Linked DNA regions of Homo sapiens: regions 1, 2, 3, 5, 6 and 7 are each linked to region 4. The links are chromatin contacts, found by Hi-C or POLR2A ChIA-PET in ENCODE. All regions are on one chromosome and are shown on one strand. The core of a region is the stretch at or near the end of the contact, and the rest is flanking DNA. Distances in the headings are between cores, read along the strand shown. Region 1 holds the start of SMIM14 (small integral membrane protein 14). Region 2 holds the start of PDS5A (PDS5 cohesin associated factor A). Region 3 overlaps TBC1D1 (TBC1 domain family member 1). Region 4 holds the start of TMEM156 (transmembrane protein 156). Region 5 overlaps TBC1D1 (TBC1 domain family member 1). Region 6 holds the start of UBE2K (ubiquitin conjugating enzyme E2 K). Region 7 has its middle 60 kb from the start of LINC02513.

Evidence for each region. A loop is a pair of places that touch in the nucleus more often than their neighbours do. ChIA-PET counts read pairs that join two places held with the same protein, here RNA polymerase II (POLR2A). Pooled maps may share reads with other maps.
Region 1: a loop to region 4 is called in a map of B cell, with 3 times the contacts of the local background. The contact joins the promoter of SMIM14 here to the promoter of TMEM156 in region 4. A Hi-C loop is called at or near these places in 4 of 168 maps with a recorded cell type or tissue (B cell, GM12878, ascending aorta and 1 more), 4 of 37 single-sample maps with no recorded cell type and 16 of 50 pooled maps. POLR2A ChIA-PET finds 5 or more read pairs at or near these places in 2 of 52 experiments (T-cell and activated B cell).
Region 2: a loop to region 4 is called in a pooled map, with 5 times the contacts of the local background. The contact joins the promoter of PDS5A here to the promoter of TMEM156 in region 4. A Hi-C loop is called at or near these places in 3 of 168 maps with a recorded cell type or tissue (B cell, ascending aorta and sigmoid colon) and 14 of 50 pooled maps.
Region 3: a map with no recorded cell type shows a loop between it and region 4 (25-fold over the local background). The contact joins the enhancer-like site here to the promoter of TMEM156 in region 4. A Hi-C loop is called at or near these places in 1 of 168 maps with a recorded cell type or tissue (naive thymus-derived CD4-positive, alpha-beta T cell), 6 of 37 single-sample maps with no recorded cell type and 11 of 50 pooled maps. POLR2A ChIA-PET finds 5 or more read pairs at or near these places in 4 of 52 experiments (BJ, H1, activated CD4-positive, alpha-beta T cell and 1 more).
Region 5: a pooled map shows a loop between it and region 4 (4-fold over the local background). The contact joins the enhancer-like site here to the promoter of TMEM156 in region 4. A Hi-C loop is called at or near these places in 5 of 50 pooled maps. POLR2A ChIA-PET finds 5 or more read pairs at or near these places in 2 of 52 experiments (GM12878 and activated T-cell).
Region 6: a pooled map shows a loop between it and region 4 (6-fold over the local background). The contact joins the promoter of UBE2K here to the promoter of TMEM156 in region 4. A Hi-C loop is called at or near these places in 11 of 50 pooled maps. POLR2A ChIA-PET finds 5 or more read pairs at or near these places in 2 of 52 experiments (OCI-LY7 and naive thymus-derived CD4-positive, alpha-beta T cell).
Region 7: a map with no recorded cell type shows a loop between it and region 4 (23-fold over the local background). The contact joins the enhancer-like site here to the promoter of TMEM156 in region 4. A Hi-C loop is called at or near these places in 2 of 168 maps with a recorded cell type or tissue (CD4-positive, alpha-beta memory T cell and gastrocnemius medialis), 15 of 37 single-sample maps with no recorded cell type and 14 of 50 pooled maps. POLR2A ChIA-PET finds 5 or more read pairs at or near these places in 4 of 52 experiments (GM12878, IMR-90, T-cell and 1 more).

Annotation. Positions count from the first base shown.
Region 1 is chr4:39,637,392-39,640,117 of GRCh38, forward strand. SMIM14 (small integral membrane protein 14) reads right to left here and starts at 1,474. Exons shown (of 5, transcript NM_174921.3): 1 at 1,348-1,474. SMIM14-DT (SMIM14 divergent transcript) reads left to right here and starts at 1,749. Exons shown (of 6, transcript NR_183845.1): 1 at 1,749-1,903. RefSeq lists an enhancer at 1,416-2,133.
Region 2 is chr4:39,976,529-39,979,228 of GRCh38, forward strand. PDS5A (PDS5 cohesin associated factor A) reads right to left here and starts at 1,383. Exons shown (of 33, transcript NM_001100399.2): 1 at 929-1,383; 2 at 1-89. The coding sequence starts at 49. RefSeq lists an enhancer at 1-630 and silencers at 168-917, 968-1,607.
Region 3 is chr4:38,128,030-38,130,729 of GRCh38, forward strand. The region is part of intron 20 of TBC1D1 (TBC1 domain family member 1); the gene reads left to right. Among named protein-coding and RNA genes, the nearest start is that of PTTG2, 170 kb to the left of the region's middle. RefSeq lists enhancers at 124-977, 698-857, 938-1,357, 978-1,830. Within about 2 kb of position 1,267, at least 13 of the 41 ENCODE cell types and tissues checked have a DNase peak (open chromatin) inside an H3K27ac peak, as active enhancers do.
Region 4 is chr4:39,031,040-39,033,741 of GRCh38, forward strand. It overlaps TMEM156 (transmembrane protein 156), which reads right to left and starts at 1,370. Exons shown (of 7, transcript NM_024943.3): 1 at 1,187-1,370. The coding sequence starts at 1,274.
Region 5 is chr4:38,077,870-38,080,569 of GRCh38, forward strand. All of the region lies in intron 14 of TBC1D1 (TBC1 domain family member 1), which reads left to right. Among named protein-coding and RNA genes, the nearest start is that of PTTG2, 120 kb to the left of the region's middle. RefSeq lists enhancers at 914-1,083, 1,184-1,293. Within about 2 kb of position 1,327, at least 3 of the 41 ENCODE cell types and tissues checked have a DNase peak (open chromatin) inside an H3K27ac peak, as active enhancers do.
Region 6 is chr4:39,696,757-39,699,507 of GRCh38, forward strand. It overlaps UBE2K (ubiquitin conjugating enzyme E2 K), which reads left to right and starts at 1,380. Exons shown (of 7, transcript NM_005339.5): 1 at 1,380-1,634. The coding sequence starts at 1,572. RefSeq lists an enhancer at 934-993 and a silencer at 1,074-1,363.
Region 7 is chr4:38,305,325-38,308,024 of GRCh38, forward strand. No RefSeq gene overlaps it. Among named protein-coding and RNA genes, the nearest start is that of LINC02513, 60 kb to the right of the region's middle. Within about 2 kb of position 1,252, at least 3 of the 41 ENCODE cell types and tissues checked have a DNase peak (open chromatin) inside an H3K27ac peak, as active enhancers do; they include GM12878, where a contact is called at or near this core.

The DNA.
Region 1 (2,726 bases), core at 224-2,723, 610 kb after region 4:
AACACTGGAGAAAAGATTCGTTAAGGGGTTCATGTTATACCACAAGGACATACCCTTCAAGGAAATAATCTAAACTCATAACTCTTCCTGGGTTTGATAAGGAGCAATTAACTATCACGTACTGTTGTTCTTTCTTGCTGTTAACCACTGAAACACCTCAATTAATGAGTTCTCGGGGGTGAAGCGGTGTTCTTAAACACCACGTTGGAAAAAAAAAAAAAGTTAGGACAAAAAGGTTTGGTTTTCTGGTCGCAGTGCTGTCGACGGCCGCGGAGAGCGGCAAGTTCGGAGCAGGCTACACTAAAGGAATCTGCGCGGCCAGCCACCCTAAGTGGAAGGGAATGCAAAGCCTCCTGCAACCTCCACAGCGCTGGGCAGCAAGAATGCCTCCTAAGCGTCCCAACACTCCAACACCTGGAAGGTCTTACGCTTTCCAAGTTATAATATGTACAGCTGCTGTTTCTGACAATAACACACACAAACTGGAAGGTCTCTTCTGCAAATGTAGCTATTACGTGTGTGAAGCTCATCCGACTCTCTCGATGCAAAAGTAACACATTCTATTAAGGCCACAGCCTCGGTTTTGCCAACTGGGGCAACTGAAAACATCCTACCGACTCTCTACAGCTAGCAAACCATCTCGGCTAAAATCCTGGCACATATAAACAGCCACTTTGGTGAAGTCTGCCTTTAAACAGCAACACGGGACTTCGGGTAGAGCCGGTAACCAGTTTATCACACACTATTAGTTCCAATAAAGGGTGCTGCTACCTCTTTACTGTCAGCCTTGGTTCCACTTACTGAGCAAACAGAAAAAGGGGATCCTTTAAATTCGCGACACAATAGGAGCTAAAAAGCTCTCGCTTTCAGGGTGTCAGCTTTCTCGTCTCACTTATCACAACAAAGGACGCATCCTAGTGACTTCACCGTACCCAGAAAGGGCTGAGGGAGACGGTAAACAAGATAGTGTGGATTTCAGGATTTGTGAGTTTTTCCTTCCAGCTACGACTCTCTTTTTACTCCATGATACGCCTCCACCCGTCGACAATCTGATCCTAAAAATAAAACCACCCGTGGCTACCTTGCCCTTGCCTGCAAAGCCCCGACTCTGACATCCTGCAGAGAATACCCAATTGCAGGCTCTTCGCGGGGGACGCGGGCTCGGCAGCAGCGGAGCTTCTCCCGGTGCAGAATCGCCAGCCCGGCCGAGGAAACGCCAAGCCCGAGAAACAGCCCTGTTCTGCCGCAGCCGCCGCAGTCCCCGAGAGCCTGAGGAGCCCCCAGGAAAAACTGGGGCGAGGGGAGGGTGAGCCAGCAAACGCTGGTGGGAGAGGGGGAGACACTCACCCGCCCAGACAACAACCGATGGGGCGGGGAGGATGGGGGCCGGGACCGAGGCTCGGCAGAAAGACCGCCTGGAGCTTCCAGAAGGCTGCGGCTGCTCCGGACGCTGCTGCCACTGCCGTTTCTGGCCGCCGGCTTCCTCCCCCTCCTCTGTTTTGATTCGAGTGACCACGTCACTCTTAGCCACAAGACCCGGATCTGCCGGCTCCCGCGGGCGGCGGCGCAACAGATTGCAGCGCCTGGAGACTCCAGCTGCCCCGCCTGCCGAGCATGCGCATGCCCAGCGCCTGCCCTGTGCGTCCCGGGAAGCCGGGCGGGAGCCTGCGGCTTCGGACGCCTACGACACGCTGTGCGTGGGGGCGCGGAGTGCGGGGGATGTAGTTCCGGTTGGGAGGGGCGTGGCTGAGGACTGTGAAGCAATCGGGGCGAGGCCGGGTGTCTGTTCAACTCTCCCGCGTATCGTCTGTTTCTTCGGCGGCGGACAGTGTTCTGTAATGTGTCTCCCGTTGCCCGAGCTAAAGGTTTTCCTCGACGGAGTCTTTAGAATACCGTGGTAGAGGTAGACGCGGTTACAAATTGATGTCTGTTGAGACAGTCTACCCCTGTAAAGTGTTTTTGGTTACTCAGGCCCGGATGGAAATTGGAGATGGGGATTACAAAAATACATCAAATGTGGCTGTTATTGATTCCCTTTACCTTAACATTTTTGCACCGGAAACGACCAAAATTAAGTTCAACAGGAATATTAATAAAAGGAATATGTAGTCGGGCTTGGTGACTCATGCCTGTAATCCCAGCACTTCAGGAGGCAGAGGTGGGCGGATCACTTGAGGTCAGGAGTCCGAGACCAGCCTGGCCGACATGGTGAAACCCCATCTCCACTAAAAACACAAAAATTAGCCGGGCATGGTGGTGCCCGCTTGTAGTCCCAGCTACTCGGGAGGCTGAGGTGGAAGAATCGCTTGAACCCGGGAGGCGGAGGTTGCAGTGAGCCGAGATCGCGCCACTGCACTCCAGCCTGGGTGATAGTGAGACTTTGTCTCAAACTAAATAATTAAAGATATGTGACCAAAGATGACTTGCTGGTCAGGAGATAATGGGGAAGTAGGAGGGAATGCTGTGGCTAGGCAGCCAGCCAGCCCAAGTCTTAGTTGCTTTGGTTGTAGAGCTGGAATAAGAGTGCTGCTTTTACCCAATCTTCCTTTTAGAGCAAGTTGGTGCTTCCTATTCTCCCATTCTAGTCTCTGAGTCTCCCCGCTAAATTTTGGGGGCCCTGGAAATTTCCCAATTTGGCAAAATGCAGAACTATATTGTTTTCTTAGGTCCTTCAGTTGGCAAGCTTTAATTAAAATGGGACAAGTGGCGAAGTAAAAGTGAATCCC
Region 2 (2,700 bases), core at 133-2,632, 950 kb after region 4:
CGACGCCACAGAGGGCAGTGGCAGGCTTGGGCTGCGCGGTGAAGTCCATCCTGGGGGACAACTTTTGGTTCACAGTCCTCTACCGGCCTCTATCGGTCAGAAAACCAAAGTTCAGCGGGAAAGGGGCGACTTTGTAACCTCTTTTTTCATTTCAAATCTCTCTAATCTGGAAAAGGCCCTGTCTCCCCAGAGGCCGGGGACCCGGCAGCGGCCTCGCCACCCGCTCTTTCCCAGGGATCGAACCCCGCCGGCCCCGCCAACCCGGCCCTGCCAGCCCCAGGCTCACGGGGCTCCTCCGCACCAGCCGCCGTGGCCGCCGAACAGCGCCAGGAGTTTCCCATTCCGCCTTTCACAATGAAATCCACCCCCGAGCACCAGGGTCCGAAGTTTGGCGGCCCCGGGAGGCCGGCAAGGACCCCAAGGCCCCCGCTCGGCGGTGGGGAAGCACCCAGTCCCGCCCGGCCAGTCCCCTCCGGGAAACCAGACCCGAGGCCTATAGGGCTCGGCTTAGGCCGCAAAACTAGGGACCCAGCGGACCCACGCGCAGCGGCGGCTGCCGGGAACAAAACGCCCTTGCCCAGCCGAGCCTCGGACCCGGGGTAGTCCCCGCCGCGCTGCCACCCCTCCCCTGTTCCGCTCCCTCACCCCCGCGGGAGGGGAAAACAAGCCGCCCTCCACCCTCAGCCCCACGCCAGGAAGCGGCTGACGCGCCTCCGCACTTCACATTTTGTTCCTTCAACTTCGGCTGAGGGACCCCAGCTGCTTCTCTGGCCCCCGGCCGCTTGGCGCCTCCGGCACCGCCGAGGCCTTCCCGGCACCCTCGGGCGGCCCCACCGGGCCTCGGACCCGCGGCCCCCCCCTCCAGTCTCCCCTTCCGTCCCCTCCCTCCAGCAGCCTAGGGCGGGAGCCGAGCCGCCGCCGCCTTTACCTCCTCCTCATGCGGGCGGAAGGTGCATCGAGCGCCCGGGCCTCTGTCAGGTGGTTGCGCCGCCGCCCCTAGTCGGGCTGCACACAAAGCGGCTCCGCGGGTCCCGCCGCCGCCGCCGCCGCCGCCCGCCCGCCCGGGAGCGGCGCTGGGGCTGGCGGTGCCGAGGAGGAGCAGCCGCCGCGGGGGGAGACGCGGGGCGAGTGAGCGCTGGGCGGGGAGACAGTGCCGCTCTCCGTCTGGCCGAGGAAGAGCAGCCTCGAAGGCTCCTCCGGGAGTGTGTGCGCTTGTGTCCGTCCGGGACCCCCGCGGCCCGCCCGCACGCACCTCGCGCCGGCCCGGACCGCCGACTCGGACCCGGACGCCCCTCGCAGAGGCGCGCGCCCGGCCGTCCGTGCCCCGGGAGCCGGGGCCTCGCGCACACACCGGCCGGTCACGCGAGCGGCGCGAGAGCACGCGAGAGCAGCGCGCGCTCCTCGCTCCCTCCCCTTCCTCCGCCGGCCGTGCATCCGCCTCCCTCGGGCCCGAGGCGGCCGCGCGCAGGGCGGACAGCGCCGCCACCCGGTTGGCGCCAATACCTGCCGCGCGGGGCGCCTCCCGGAGGACCCGACCGGAGAGGGCGAGAGGAGGAGGAGCCCGGGTGGCGGGAAGCGAGCCCAGGTTCCCGCGGCCTTGCGAGGGCACGCAGGGCAAACAGTGCTTTATCTTTCGCAGCGGCGATGAGCTGGTGACTTTTGGGGGTCATCCTGAGGGACATAGACGAAACTGGTTGGGAGGTAGTTAATTGCTCGGTGAAAATGAACTGATTTCCTCCTCAGGGAGAGATCTGCAAAGTCAAGGAAAGTTGTGCAATGGGGCGCAGCGTGAGCGGCTCACTCTCGGGTCTTCTGACAGCCACCCGAGTTGCCCACCCTCCTTAGATTTCTGAAGTTAATATTTTGAAAGCTGCAAAACATGAAAATAGCATTGGGTCGAGTCGTTCTCAAGGTATGGTCTTTGGGCCACCAGGCCTCACAATCACTTTGGGTACTGGCTGAAAACGTAGGTTTCCAACTCCAAAGATTAAAAAACATAAAAATATATGTTTTTTTAACGTAAAAATATATATGAACATAAAACATATAAAAATATAACATATAAAATAAAACACTAAAAAATATAAAAATATACATAAACATAAAAATCTCTGAGAGTGGAACCCAGAAATAAGCATTTATTAATTGGGTGGGTGATTCTTGTAAATAAGGAAGAGCTCATTTTTTAAAAATGTTTTAAACCTACCAAGCATTAACGTTTTCTGTCATCCAAAGGAAAACCACTATCAGGTAAAAACAGTGCACGCAGCAGTGTTTGAGCAATTTAATGTATGTAATTGAAACAAATTAACGCAAGAACATACACTTACCTATTTAAAAAAAATCAAGAGCATACACAAAATTTCCGAAGAGAAAGTTGAAAAAAGGATACGATAATATGAAATCACATTCAGCTCTTGAAACTGACCACTACCATAGTTTAAAATGATATTCGATTGTTTATTCAAATTATTCTTGATGGGTACCCATTGGTCTATTTTTTTCCCACATCCTTTAACGTCAACTTAAAAATAGTAAAGGTACTGCATTTCAGCTCACTGACTTGTTTTTGACGTATTACACAAGAGCAGTCATTGCGAATCTGACACTCCACAGTTGCTGATTTGCTAGAACTCTGCCCAAAAGTCAATGCTTTGTTCTTGGGCATTTACAGTACCAGGCAGAATCCATTTAAAAGTG
Region 3 (2,700 bases), core at 17-2,516, 900 kb before region 4:
ATTTTAAAAACTGTGCAGCGTGATGGGCTTGGTCCACAGGTGGTGGTTTGCTGATCCCTGAACTAAAGGATCACAGCATGTGAGAAGGTACAGGAATGAGAGCAGAGAGCAATTCTCAGAACCTGAGGTGTTCAACATTTTGGGGGTATCGGGAGCACAAAAATTTGCATTTAGGGCCCGGGTTTTTATCAGTGGTCCTTATAGAAAGTAGATCTACCCGCATCTCTCCCCTCTTTCCCTCTGGTGTTTCTATCTGAACTTGACATCTGAGTGTTCTCTGTCAGGCTTTCTGCTTTCCTACTGCCCCCTCCCATCCAGAGGGTGCTGTAGTCTTAAGTTCTACACAGAAAGCAGACATGGGGTCCAGCATGATTCCTCTGCAGCCTTAGAGATCCCCCAGGCCCAAATCTTGGGGGTCTTCAGAGTAGATGTAATGGATGCTTCCATTGCAGATGGTGGAGCATACTGCCCTGTGTACAGATGGGGTGGGGCAGGAAGTGAGGGCATCTGGGTGGTCCTCTGTGATAGCTGTGGTTCCATTTCATTAAATGCCTTCCCTGTATAGATAGTCTCAGCCTGAGCAACTGGGACACAGCTGGATCCTGGGTGGAAGAGGTGGCCAAGGACAGGGCTCTGGAGCTCTGGCTCAATGTGGACAGGCTGAAAGCAGCCAGAGAGGGCAATTCCAAAGGTGACAGAGCCCAGGACAGAAGACCAAGGGTGTCTGAAGCCTTTGTGGCAGTGTACTTACCAAAGGACCTGTCCATTGAATAAACCATCTACATCTTCTGACCCAAGAAGAATGGAAACTTTGGGAATAATTAGTAACAAAGGAAAGGAGGTCAGTGTTGTATTCTTGTCACAGTGGGTGCTCTGTGGCTGTGAAGTCTCAGCTCAGTTTAAGGAAGAAAAAGAGGAAGGGTGGCTGTGGGAGGCAGGGCAAATAGCCTATTTTCAGCATCCTTTAGGCTCCACTCAGAGCATGGCCTCAGCCCAGCATTGTCATCATATCATGTCAGAGCTTGTTAGAAACTCAGCATCTGGGGCCACACCCGAGACCTGCTGAATCAGAATCTGCATTTCAGTGAGATCACCAGGGGATTCACATACACACAAACAGCTGAGAAACCCTGCTGTGGGCAACTCTGTTAGAAACACAATGAACAAAGGAGCCCCTGTTCCAGTTGAGCTTGTAGGTTAGAAACCAGGGTTCCTGTATTCAGAAGACACACCTCAAATCAGGGGCAAAGGTGCCTCTTCTGCCTGTGGGGGAGCCGTCACTTCTTGGGCAGTTTGCACCGTGGAAAAGGAGTAGTTTTGTACGAGGACAACTGGTGCCATACCAGGAGGGTGGGGCGTGGCGGGGAGAAGTGGTTTACCACTGGCGTTGTTGAAAATTGCTCACATGCAGTGGTAATAACAAGCAGAGGGACTTTTAGTGGGTTTGATGTTTTTTGTAATTCACTACAGATAGTGTGTGCCCCCTTGTTGCTGATACCAGGCCGACTGTTCCCACTCTCCAGCCCTTGGTATGACAATGGGACCAGCAGATTGGAGGGCAGGGGGTTAGGAAGGCGGAAGCTCTGTGGCGAGTTCTGCAAACCATCAGGGTTCATGACTTTATTAATCAGTGTCCATGGACTGTGAAGAGAAATGCTGAGTCTACAATAGCAAATGAGCCAAGAACATAAACAGACAATTCACCGAAGAGGAGATATCTAGTAAACAAATATCTGGGAAAGTATTTGGCTTCATGTGTAATTTAAACTTATGTAACATATAATGCTTTACTCTACTAGATAATAGAAAGACATTTCTTGATGCCAGTACCCAGCACCAAGGGTATACTGTATGCAGAACATTAGCATGTTGCTGATGGCAGTGCACATTGATTAGTGGCTGTTGGGAGACAATTTGGCGAAACATATCCCAAGCCAGTAAAATATTCATACCCTTTGACTCAGTCATCCCGTTTCTTGGAATGTATCCTCAGGAAATAATCCAAAATATGAGGGAAGCCATATGTATAAGGTTATTCTCCTAGACTTGTCACTTATAATAACAGAAACTTGGAACTAGATGTCTAACACTTGATGACTGGATTAATATGATGATGGTAGGTTGAGCTGGTAGAATATCATGAAGCCAGTTATATATAGCGACATGAAAAAGCTCTTATTTGATACAATGTTAAGTAAAGGAAAAGTGGGATAGGAAATTTTATGTTGGTTATGTTTAGAACTAGAAAAACATGCTTTTAGGAAATAGGAAATATAGCTAGATATAAAAGTTGTATTTGGTGATTTTTCTTTTATTTTTCAAGCTTCCAATAATGTAGCTCTATTGCTTCAGTAACTTAAAATAGTTTTATCTTTTCGGCAAAACATCGAAAGTATGGAAATAGTCATTCCTACTTTGGCAAACAGAAGAGAAATTTTCTTCAGTACCAAAATTCTGGAACTTGACTGAAAACTATGAAGAACCTAAGAGCCAGGATGACAGGAAGGCTCTAGATCCCCAGTAATTACAACTCTAGTGGAATTGCTCTGAGATGGGCCAGCAAGAAAGAAGATGAGAGCCAGTCCCCCTTGCAGAGGGGCCAGGTACCTTGCAGCTTTGTGTAGTGACCAGTGCTCAGGGAACGGCTTAGGCAAGACCCTGGGGGAGGTGGGCACTGCACTTGTCCAGCCTCAGGAGTGA
Region 4 (2,702 bases), core at 120-2,619:
TAATTAGCAAAAATATTTTTATCTGGCTATTTAGCATTACATATATGCAACAATAAATATTCATTGCAGCAAATAATCAAATATGAGTTTTTCTCTGATTTTAATCAAATTCATATAAAGACTATTTAATGATAGAATACAGCCTTTTCTTTTCACCTTTTCTTCTTATTAAATGCTAGGGAGCACAATTACCATTTGAACCTCACATTAATAAATTTTCAAGTCCTTTGCTAACATCAAAATAGTTTAAATTTATACCTATTTATTTTCCTAATCTAGGTTTCAGCAATTATATCACAATTTTCTGAAACGTTCACAAAGTTAATTTTGTTCCATTTTTCTCCAGTTACAAATACATACACATACATCTGTTTAAATTTCCACTCACCTTATTTTGATTGTATTTTCAAAATATATAAACGCTTTTTCTTGTCAAAAGGTGACGGTAAGTTATCTGTGTGAAATAGTTGTAGTAAAGGGAATTCTAGCATTTTTAACACAATAAATATCACTTTCTTCATTAAAGAATTCCAAAATGTAAAAAGCATACTTAAAGCTGCTTTGGGCCAGGCACAGTGGCACAAGCCTGTAATCTCAGCATTTTGGGAGGCCGAGGTGGGTGGATCACAAGGTCAGGAGTTCAAGACCAGTTTGGCCAACATGGTGAAACCGTGTCTCTACTAAAAATACAAAAATTAGCCAGGCATGGTGGTGGGCGCCTGTAATCCCAGCTACTCGGAGGCTGAGGCAGGAGAATTGCTTGAATCCGGCAGGCAGAGGTTGCAGTGAGCCAAGATTAGGCCATTGCACTCCAGCCTGAGCGACAGAGACTCCATCTCAAAAAAAAAAAATAAAAAATAAAAAAATAAAAAAAAACTGCTTTGAAGAAAGTGTTTCAAAGAGCAAAATCATGATGCAATTATTGTAATCTCAATGTCTGAAATCTAGACTACAGATTTTAAATATTTTCATTTTTAGGTATGCTATGATAATTAAGTACTATGAATTAGGTTACTGTACTATATAACAGTCAACTAAAATTGCAATCTTGTTTTATTAGTTTTTCAGATCTAGAACTTCAGCCTATGCAGCATGTGTCCAAAAAGAGGATCTTTTCTGTAACCACTAGCTGACACTAATTTTTTTAAATTAAGAAAGGAAAGCTAGATTACAATTATATACTCACCTTTCGGTGTCTTGAAATATTCCGGCAAAATTAAAATGAATGTGATCACTATTGCCACAAATAATTTAAGGAGGGCTGTTTTTGTCATGTCTCTTCACATGACACAAATGTGTTCCCTTGCAGTACATTCATGGTATGTTGCTTCCTGCTTTAAGTTTATCTCTGCAGCACTTTAGGTTAATGCAGTTCACCTCATACTCACTTCCTTTTGAGTAAGACTTAAAAAAAAAAAAAGGTCTTGAACTGAGACTTCACTTTTGAGTCACTTCCCATTAAAAAAAAAAACTACCCCCCAAATAAGCACTTTCAGACCATTTATTTGTCTTTCTAAGCAAGAAAGGTAAATAAATGATCTCAAGAAGCAAGGGGATCTTCTCCCCACCCAATTTATAAATATAAACCCACAGTATACTCACAAAAATAAAACGGTGGGCTGGGCGAAGTGGCTCACATCTGTAATCCCAGCACTTTGGGAGGCCAAGGCAGAAGGATCACTTGAGTTCAGGAGTTTGAGTCCAGACTGGTCAATAGAGCAAGCCCTCCTCTCTACAAAAATAATTTTAATATAGCTAGGTGTGGTGGTGCACTCCTGTAGTCCCAGCTACTCAGGAAGCTGAGGATCACTTGAACCCAGAAATTTGAGACTGCAGTGAGCCATGACAGGCCACTGCACTCCAGCCTGGGTGACAGAGTGAGATCCCTTCTCAAGAGAGAAAGAAATAAAAGGGTGAATGTCAGTCATGTCTAGGTTGCATGCACATGACTCATTCATTTACTTATTAAATGATTGTCGATCCTGTTTGGTGCCAGGTGCTGTGCTGAATTCTGGTGTTCAGAAAATAGTACATCTAGAAGATAGAAACATTTTAACCATTGCCAATTTAAAAGGAAAAAAAAGTATTGTTTAATTTGCATTTGTTTGGTTGACAGTAATTCTAAAGATTTTTAATATTTGCTGGCAATTTGAATTTCTTTTGTTAATTGCATGTTCATGTCTTTTATTGCAGCATTTATATCCTTCCTGTTGATCTATAAGACTTTTTTCTCTATTGGGAATATGAAATCTTTGCATATGTTTTGCAAACATTTTTCCCAGGTTGTCATTTGCCTTTTCATTTTGTATATGGTGGGAGTTTTTCCACCCAACTATTTTGTAACAGAGTATAAAACACGTACCTAAAAGTTTTATGCAGAGAAACACAGTTCTTCATTGTATTTCTAATATTACACGAAATAATGTATAGTTTATCAATTTAATCATTTATTCTTTTGTTTTTGTTTTTTGTTTTTTGAAACGGAGTCTCAATCTGTCTCCAGGCTGGAGTGCAGTGGTGCAATCTTGGCTCACTGCAACCTCTGCCTCCCAGATCCAAGTGATCCTCCTGCCTCAGCCTCCTGAGTAGCTGAGACTACAGGCATGCACCACCACGCCCAGCTAATGTTTTGTATTTTTAGTAGAGACGGGGTTTCACCATGTTAGCCAGGATGGTCTCGATCTATTGACCTCGTGATCTGC
Region 5 (2,700 bases), core at 77-2,576, 950 kb before region 4:
GTGGAACTGGGGTGGGTTGGAAGTAGTATTCTAAATCTGCTTCCTGCGATGGGGTAGGTCAGGTTGTCCTGTGTTGACAAGGAAGAAGTCTGGGTGAGGAAGCGGGATGAAAGCAGACCAGACGCTAGAGTCCACTTTCAAGTCCGATCCCAGGACCTGGCTTAAAGTTAAAGAACAGCAAAGATGAAAGGTGCCGCACAGCAGCACAGGTCGGTGGCCACGTTAATGACATAGAAAGCAAGTGCTGTGAATTCAAAAGAAAGGACAGCTCTGAGCCAGAGTACTTGGTGACTTTGCTCAAACAAATCCCTTTCTGGCACCCCCAGGCCTTCCCTCCCGCTTCAAAAAAATTCTGAATTGTGCCAATCCATTGAGGCTCAGCTCAAGGCCATCCCATGCCTTTCCATCGTAATAAAGCCTTGTTTCCTGGGCTTTAAACATATTCCTTTTTTCTTAGGTACAGATTGAACTTTTTTAAAAGGGAAGTTGTCAGAGGCTCTGTAAAACGTTAAATCAAACCTGCTTTGTTTTAGGGATGGGGTAGCTTGGAATCAGATTTGCTCCTGCTATGGACTGAACATTTGTGTCCCCCCAAAATTCCTATGTTGAAGCCCTAATGCACAGTGTTATGGTGTTTGAAGGGAGGCCCTTGGGAGGTGATTAAGTTTAGATGAGATTGTGTGAGTGAAGCCCTCATGAATGGGATTACTGTCATCCCAAAAAGAGGTAGAGACCCCAGAGCTTCCTCTCTCTTCACCCTGTGAGGATACAGCAAGAAGGAAGCTCTCTGCAAGTCAGGAAGAGAGAGGGCTCTCACTAGAATACACTTGTACTGCCACCCTGATCTTGGACTTCCCCTCCAGAACTGTGAGAAACAAATGTGTGTTGTTTAAGCCACCCAGTCCCTATGATTTTATTAGAGCAGCCCGAGCTCCATTCTCCACTCCCTGGCTTCCTGCATGGACTTTGCAACCAGAGCTTCACGGGGTATAGTTTAATAGCTGTTTCTCTGTAACATAGCCACTTTTCTCTTTCCAGGTCTAGTTTTGACCCTCATAACACTTTGTTAGGGGAGATTTGAGGGTGAGGAAGTTGGCTTGCTTTTCTTTTCACCATGTCTCAGTAGAAACAGAAGCAGAAAGGCCCTGAGATACTGAGCCCACCTTTCTCAGCAGGGTGTGACAGCCCGGAGTACCCTGGGCTGAGGAGGCCAGGGCTGGAGGGGAGGCTCCCACGGTGGAGGGGTTGAAAGCTGGGTTGTAATGAGCTGCTTTTCTGTAGATGCCTAAATGATGTGGGTTGAGAAATCGTGATCTTAGCTTTTAGTAGTATATTTTTCTGTTTATGTTAGGTGAGTCATCAGTCTGTCTCTGACTATGTTCAGATCTGGAAGTTTTCTGGAAGGAAATTTGTTATTGCTGTAATAGTGTAGGTTGTTGATCTGGATTAGCAGGGAGCGGCCCCTTAATACATTCTTAAGAAAATGGTATTTAGTTCAGTCTTTGGCTTTGAACTTTGCCTTTGACAAAGATGAAAGTGCGACTTGACTGGTGTTTGAAAAACATGGTGATATGGCCAGGTGTGGTGGCTCATGCCTGTATCCCAGCACGTTGGGAGGCCGAGGCGGGCAGATCACCTGAGATCAGGAGTTCGACACCTGACTTGGTCAACGTGGTGAAACCTCATCTCTACTTAAAATACAAAAAAATTAGCCAGGTGTGGTGGTGTGCACCCATAATTGCAGCTACTTGGGAGGCTGAGGCAAGGGAATCACTTGAACCCTGGAAGGCGGAGGTTGCAATGAGCCAAGATTGTGCCATTGCAGTCCAGCCTGGGCAACAAGAGCGAGACTCCATCTCAAAAAAAAAAAGCAAGTTATATTACATTTTAAAACTCTATTTAATGGTCAGGTCATCCATCCATAATGGGTAGAGTCATTGCTTAATTAATTTAAAACAATGTATTTAAAAGGTACCTTTGTTCCCTAGTGTCACATAACGTGAAATATCCAATTAAGGTAACTGTAATGTAAAGTAAGTGGCTAAAAAAGTGCTGAACGCCAAAGGCCAGAGATTCAACCTTTTGTGTGCATTAGAATTTCCCAATTGTTCAAATCCAGGTTGCTGGATCTACCCCAGAGTTTTTGATCCAGTAGGTTTGGGGTGGGACCAAGAATTTGCATTTCTAACAAGCTCCCAGGTGGTGTTGAGGCTGAAGCTCGTGTGGGGACCACATTTTGAGAACTTCTCCCGTAGACTGAACTCATGGTCTAGGTTCTGTCAGCTGTGACCCCTGTGCTGCTGGAGGGAGTGGTCAGATGTCCTGACCTCTGTGCCCACAGTGAGGTCCAAGCTGAGTAGGTTTGACCAGCAGCTGTAATCACAGAGTGAACAATGTAAACGACCAATGTTGGGTGGTCTGACATCTTTTAAAAAAAATCCACGTGGATGAGATCACAGGGTTAAGTGTGGGCAGCAGTCAGGGTAACTCCATGTGGTTACTGCCCATGCACTCTCTGCTGTTTTTCACCTCTTCTTCAGAGTGTGGTCAGGATGGTGGCCTTGCCCAGCACAGGAGGCCCTTTTCCTTCTGACCACCTGACCTGACCCACCTCTTAGCATCTGCAGGCACTCCCTGTCCCTTCGCTGGGCCCCGTGGGGAACTACTTGCAGTCATCAAATTCATCATGCTGCTTTCTTT
Region 6 (2,751 bases), core at 130-2,629, 670 kb after region 4:
CGTGATCCGCCCGCCTCCGCCTCCCAAAGTGCTGGGATTACAGGCGTGAGCCACCGCACCTGGCCCAGAAACCACTTTCAAACTTACTTTCCACTTAAAATATTTTATACTTTTTGTTTTGTTTTGTTTTGTTTGAGACAGAATCTTGCACTGTGGCCCAGGCTGGAGTGCAGTGGCGCGATCTCGCTCACTGCAACCTCCGACCCCCAGGTTCAAGCGATGTTCCTGCCTCAGCCTCCAGAATAGCTGGGATTACAGGTGCCTGCCACCACACCTGGCTGATTTTTGTATTTTTAGTAGAGATGGGGTTTCACCATGTTGGCCAGACTGGTCTCGGACTCCTGACCTCAAGCGATCCGCCGCGCCAGCAAAAACGTTTTAGTCTTATCTGTACTCATTTACTCATTCAATATTTATTGAGTGCCTACTATCACCAGGCACCTTTGAGGCCTAGGTTTACAGAAATAAGGCTCCCCCTCCCCCACCCCGAGTCCCCTGAAGGGTACTGTAATTGTTTCCATTTCTCCAATTTTCACTTTAATATATGTGAATTTTCACATGCTTCATTCAGTTCAGTGGTTCTCATAATGTGGTCCCGGAACCAGCACCAACAGCAGCAGCAACTGGGAGACTTGTTAGAAGCGCAGTCTTAGGCCCACCCTACACTCTAGGGATGGGCATAGGAGTGTGTGTGTGTGTGTGTGTGTGTGTGTGTGAGAGAGAGAGAGAGAGAGAGAGAGAGATTGTGTGTGTGTGTCAAGCTCGGTATTAAATAGGTCAAAGAGCAACATCTGGCTTCTAAACCCACCCTCAGGCCTCTCCACCGAGTACCTGTCTCAAACCCAATCTGATCCAACAATAACCAGCCTTAATTCAATAATCTGTGCTACCTGAGATGATGGGAATAATCGTGGTACTATAAATGTTGCAGAACAAAAACGACTGCAGTAGATTTTCTGGGGCTACACCAACTGAAAATGGGCCGGACCGAGATCCGGGAGAGCGTTTTCCTGCGCTAGACACGGCGTTCAGCCTCCGGGTTCCGGGTCTAGCTGAGTCAGGGCGGCGTTCCAGCCGAGTGCGGCGTCGGAAACCCGTTCGGTTGCGCCCGAACCTTCGGTCAGAGGCCAGCGCTGGAAGCCCAGACCACAGCACCCGGGTTTAAACAGGAGCGGAGGCGCCGGGAAGGGCCGGGGGGGCCGGCTAGGGCCGGCCAGCTTGGAAGCCGCACCCTCGCGGCCCCAGACGCCGGCAGGGCGGAGCCACGCGGCCGCAGCCCCAGCCGAGACGCGAGCTCGTGGCTCGGGCGTATGGGGGCTCCAACGGGAGCGGCTGCGCCGCCCGGCCGGGTCAACGTCGTGCGCATGCGCCGACCCGGCGCCATTTTGGTGGCCGGGCGCGGAGGTGATTCCACACTGAGGCGAGCGCGGCGGCCGGGGTGGTAGTGGCAGTGTTCGTGTGCTCAGGTCTGAATCGCCGAGGGAGGAGGCGGTGGAGGAAGAGGTGGCGGCGGTGGCGGTGGTCGTAGCGGTGGCGGAGGAGGCGGGTACGAATCAGCTGCGGGCGGAGACATGGCCAACATCGCGGTGCAGCGAATCAAGCGGGAGTTCAAGGAGGTGCTGAAGAGCGAGGAGGTCAGAAATGAACTCCCGGATATCCCCCACCTCTGCCTGGGGCGGGAGGGTCCTCCCAGCTGCGACCCCGATATCCCCGGTAGTCCCTGGGTGGTCCTCCTTGCGGCCGCCCTTCTGCCTGTGAGGAAGCAGCAGTGTTCCCCTCCTCCTTCCGCCGCCTTCCCCTCCCCTCCCAGAGCGCTAGGATGGACGGTCTCGCGGGCGGGTGGTCTGGGGTGGAACATGGTTTGGGGAGGTGATGGACAGGGGGCAACTCCTCGGAGGGATGGAAGCTCACAAGAGAACCCGAGGCGGTGGCCGCAGCTGGAAATGTGGCTGTGGGGTGGGGAGGGAGCAGGCCGAGCCTGAGAAAACCCGGGAAGTGGGTTGGGGGAAGGGGAAAGGTGGTAACTGGATCCCAAGAGCAGTGCTGCTCGAAGGCCCACACTTTTGAGGGTATTCGGGGTTATTGCCTGTCAGGCCTTCACTGTTCTTTTCTTGGGGAAGGAGCAGTGAGTCCTTAGGTATTGATTAAAAAGGAAGGACATTCAGAGTTAGTCCTTCTTAGTTGGGTGTTAGGAGTCAAAGGGAGACATAATAGAATACTGTCTTATTTGGTGGCAGGGGTAAGGGAATTTTCACCTGAGTTAGCAAGTTAATTCCAAATAAGATAATTATCTCTTTTCCACTTAACCCCCAAATTCCTAGGCCTCATCTTTATTGACATCTCAATCTTTTGAGTGGGCAAAGGCAAGGTGTTTGGTGTATTAAAGACATGTAAATATTTTTAGTTAGGAAACAAATAATGGAATGTATGAGTAGCTTATTTCAAAATATTGTTTACAAGTTACAGATCAGAGAGACTGTCTTAAGACAGTGCCTCTGTGACTCGTGTTGTGCCACGAAACTTCATTATGATGTCCCTCATAGTTAACTTGATTCTTACTTTTGAAAAGCAGACCTATTAAAAATGTGAAATTTCACCAGATTAATACATTGTTTCATCTCCTTATTGAGATTTATCACGACTTAACAGATTTTCAAAAAAGTTGCCTCCCGTTGCTCTTAAGTCCTGCAGAATTTAGATACATTTGTACTACGTTTATTTATGTAAGATATTCACAGTGCTCTAGTAATT
Region 7 (2,700 bases), core at 2-2,501, 730 kb before region 4:
CTCCTGAAGCCAGCAAGACCACAAACCCACCAGAAGGAAGAAACTCCGAACATGTCCGAACATCAGAATGAACAAACTCTGGACACACCATCTTTAAGAACTGTAACACTCACCGCGAGGGTCCATGGCTTCATTCTTGAAGTCAGTGAGACCAAGAACCCACCAATTCCGGACGCAAATGTACTAGTATGAGGGACATCATTACATTTAAGGAGCCTGGGAACACGGTTCTCAGGCTTTCGGTTTGGTTGTTCTGCACAATTTTTTTTTTTTTTTTGAGACAGAGTCTCACTCTGTCACCCAGGCTGGAGTGCAGTGGCACGATCTTGGCTCACTGCAAGCTCTGCCTCCCAGGTTCACACCATTCTCCTGCCTCAGCCTCCCAAGTAGCTGGGACTACAGGCACCTGACACCGCACTCAGCTAATCTGGTTTTTGTATTTTTATTAGAGATGGGGTTTCACCGTGTTAGCCAGGTTGGTCTTGATCTCCTGACCTCATGATCCACCCGCCTCGGCCTCCCAAAGTGCTGGGATTACAGGCGTGAGCCACCACCCCTGGCCTCTTCTGCACAATTTTTTAAGTGGGGGGACTCTTTTGAAAGGACTTCAGGCTGAGACTTCTGAAAGCATGTAGTGAAGGGCTGAGGGACAAGACCAGAAGGTGGGGCCTAGCCAAGGCTTTGTACTCGCATTCTTACACTCTCCTGCCATTGTCCCTGTGATGAAATGAGCTTCATACATATAGTTTGCTTGAAAATACACCTCATGGGCCAGGTGCAGTGGCTCATGCCTGTAATACCAACACTCAAGCCTTTGGAAGGCTGAGGCAGGTGGATCACTTTGAGGTCAGGAGTTCGAGACCAGCCTGGGCAACATGGTGAAACCCTGTCTCTACTAAAAACACAAAAATTAGCCAGACATGGTGGCACATTCCTATAATCCCAGCTACTTGGGAGTCTGAGGCAGGAGAATCGCTGGAACCCAGGAGGTGGAGGTTGCAGCGAGCCGAGATCACACCACTGCATTCCAGCCTGGGCGACAGAGTGAGACTCCATCTCAAAAAATGTTAAAAAGAAAAGAAAAAACACCCCATGAAGTGTCCTATGATCAAATTTCTGAGACAGAGGAGAGATATGGCATGCTCCATTGTGATTAAAAAAAACGTGGCTTGTAACCTTGGCTTCTCCATCTGTCAAGTGATGACAATCAATGCAGCAATAACTGCACACCTCTCTCACTTCCTCTCTCTTGATCAAGGAAGACTGTGAGAATTAAGAGTTGATCAGAAAGCAAAGTAACAATGATATGTTACAGAGGAGTGAGCTTGCAATGAGATCTGTGAAATTTGGCAAAGCACAGGAAGTGTCCAATTCAGCTAGATTGGATTGGTGCTAAGGCAGTTTGAGCTTGAGGTTGTCCAGAATCCTTTCTGCTAACGAATGCCAACTACAAGGGGAATCCCTGCCTCACCGTTTGCATATAGATTTAGGAGGAAATGCAGATTTGCTCATTTGGTTTCTGTGCAATTTTAGAGTCAAAATGAAACTAGAATGTGAATATTAGAGTATGTGAACCTTCTTAGTATAAAGCTGGATTCCCCTCTGACTTCTGTAGCATTTAGGAAATTGTGCCTTATAATAGCAGCAATCAATAATACATTGTCCTTTCATCAAGTAACAACAATGACTGCTGATGCTCAGATCCTAGTGTTCTGTAGAATCTAGCAACCCATTGTTTGGATACAAGGGTGCATGAATTAACAATATTCACTGCTCATTTTCTTTGTGTTTGCATTCTAGTCTTCTGGAAATGGATTTACTAAAAAAATACTTTCCAAAAAATGAAGTGTTGATTTTTTTTCTTTGTCAGGTAAGAGCCATAATACATGTTCATCATTTTTAAAAAATTGGAATAGGGCCGGGTGCAGTGGCTCGCGCCTGTAATCTCAGCTCTCTGGGAGGCCTGGGCAACATGGAGAGACTGTCTCTACAAAAAATTTAGAAATCAAGTGGGTGTTGTGGCAGGCACCTGTAGTCCCAGCTACTTGGGAGGCTGAGGCAGGAGGATCTCTTGAGCCCAGGAGTTTGAGGTTGCAATGAGCCATGATTGCATCACTGCACTCCAGCCTCGGTGACAGAGAAAGACCCTGCCAGAAAAAAAAAAAAAAAAAAGATGAGAAGGAAGACTATGCAACCCAAACACAATCATTGTTGACTTGTATACAATAGAGTCCCTTAACTCATCTCCACTTAAGGAAACCACTAGATTAATGGATACAACCTCTATTCTATCTGCAAAGTCCTCAGTAGGCTCAAGATGTGACACTGGCATTCTCACAGTGCATCTAAACACATCTCCCACCAGTTGCATGGTCTACTTACCAGGAGTCAGTTTTGTTTGTTCCCAGATGTGTTTATAAAGTTTGCAGTGAAAAAAATATGTAATTAGGAATTATGTAAATGGATGAAAATATAGCAAAGAACATTCTCCCCACCATCACCAAATGCTGTCAGATTAGGTATGGACATGCAACTATAAAAGATTGAGAACAAATCATTAAAATCTAGAAGATTTGTCCTCAGATTGCTTCAAGAGTATCTTTAAGTTCTTGCTACATTCTAAAGAAACTAGAAAATTGTAGTTGATGCATTAAGGATGTGAGACTGAATTGTTAGGTATGAAATACAAAATGAGCGAAG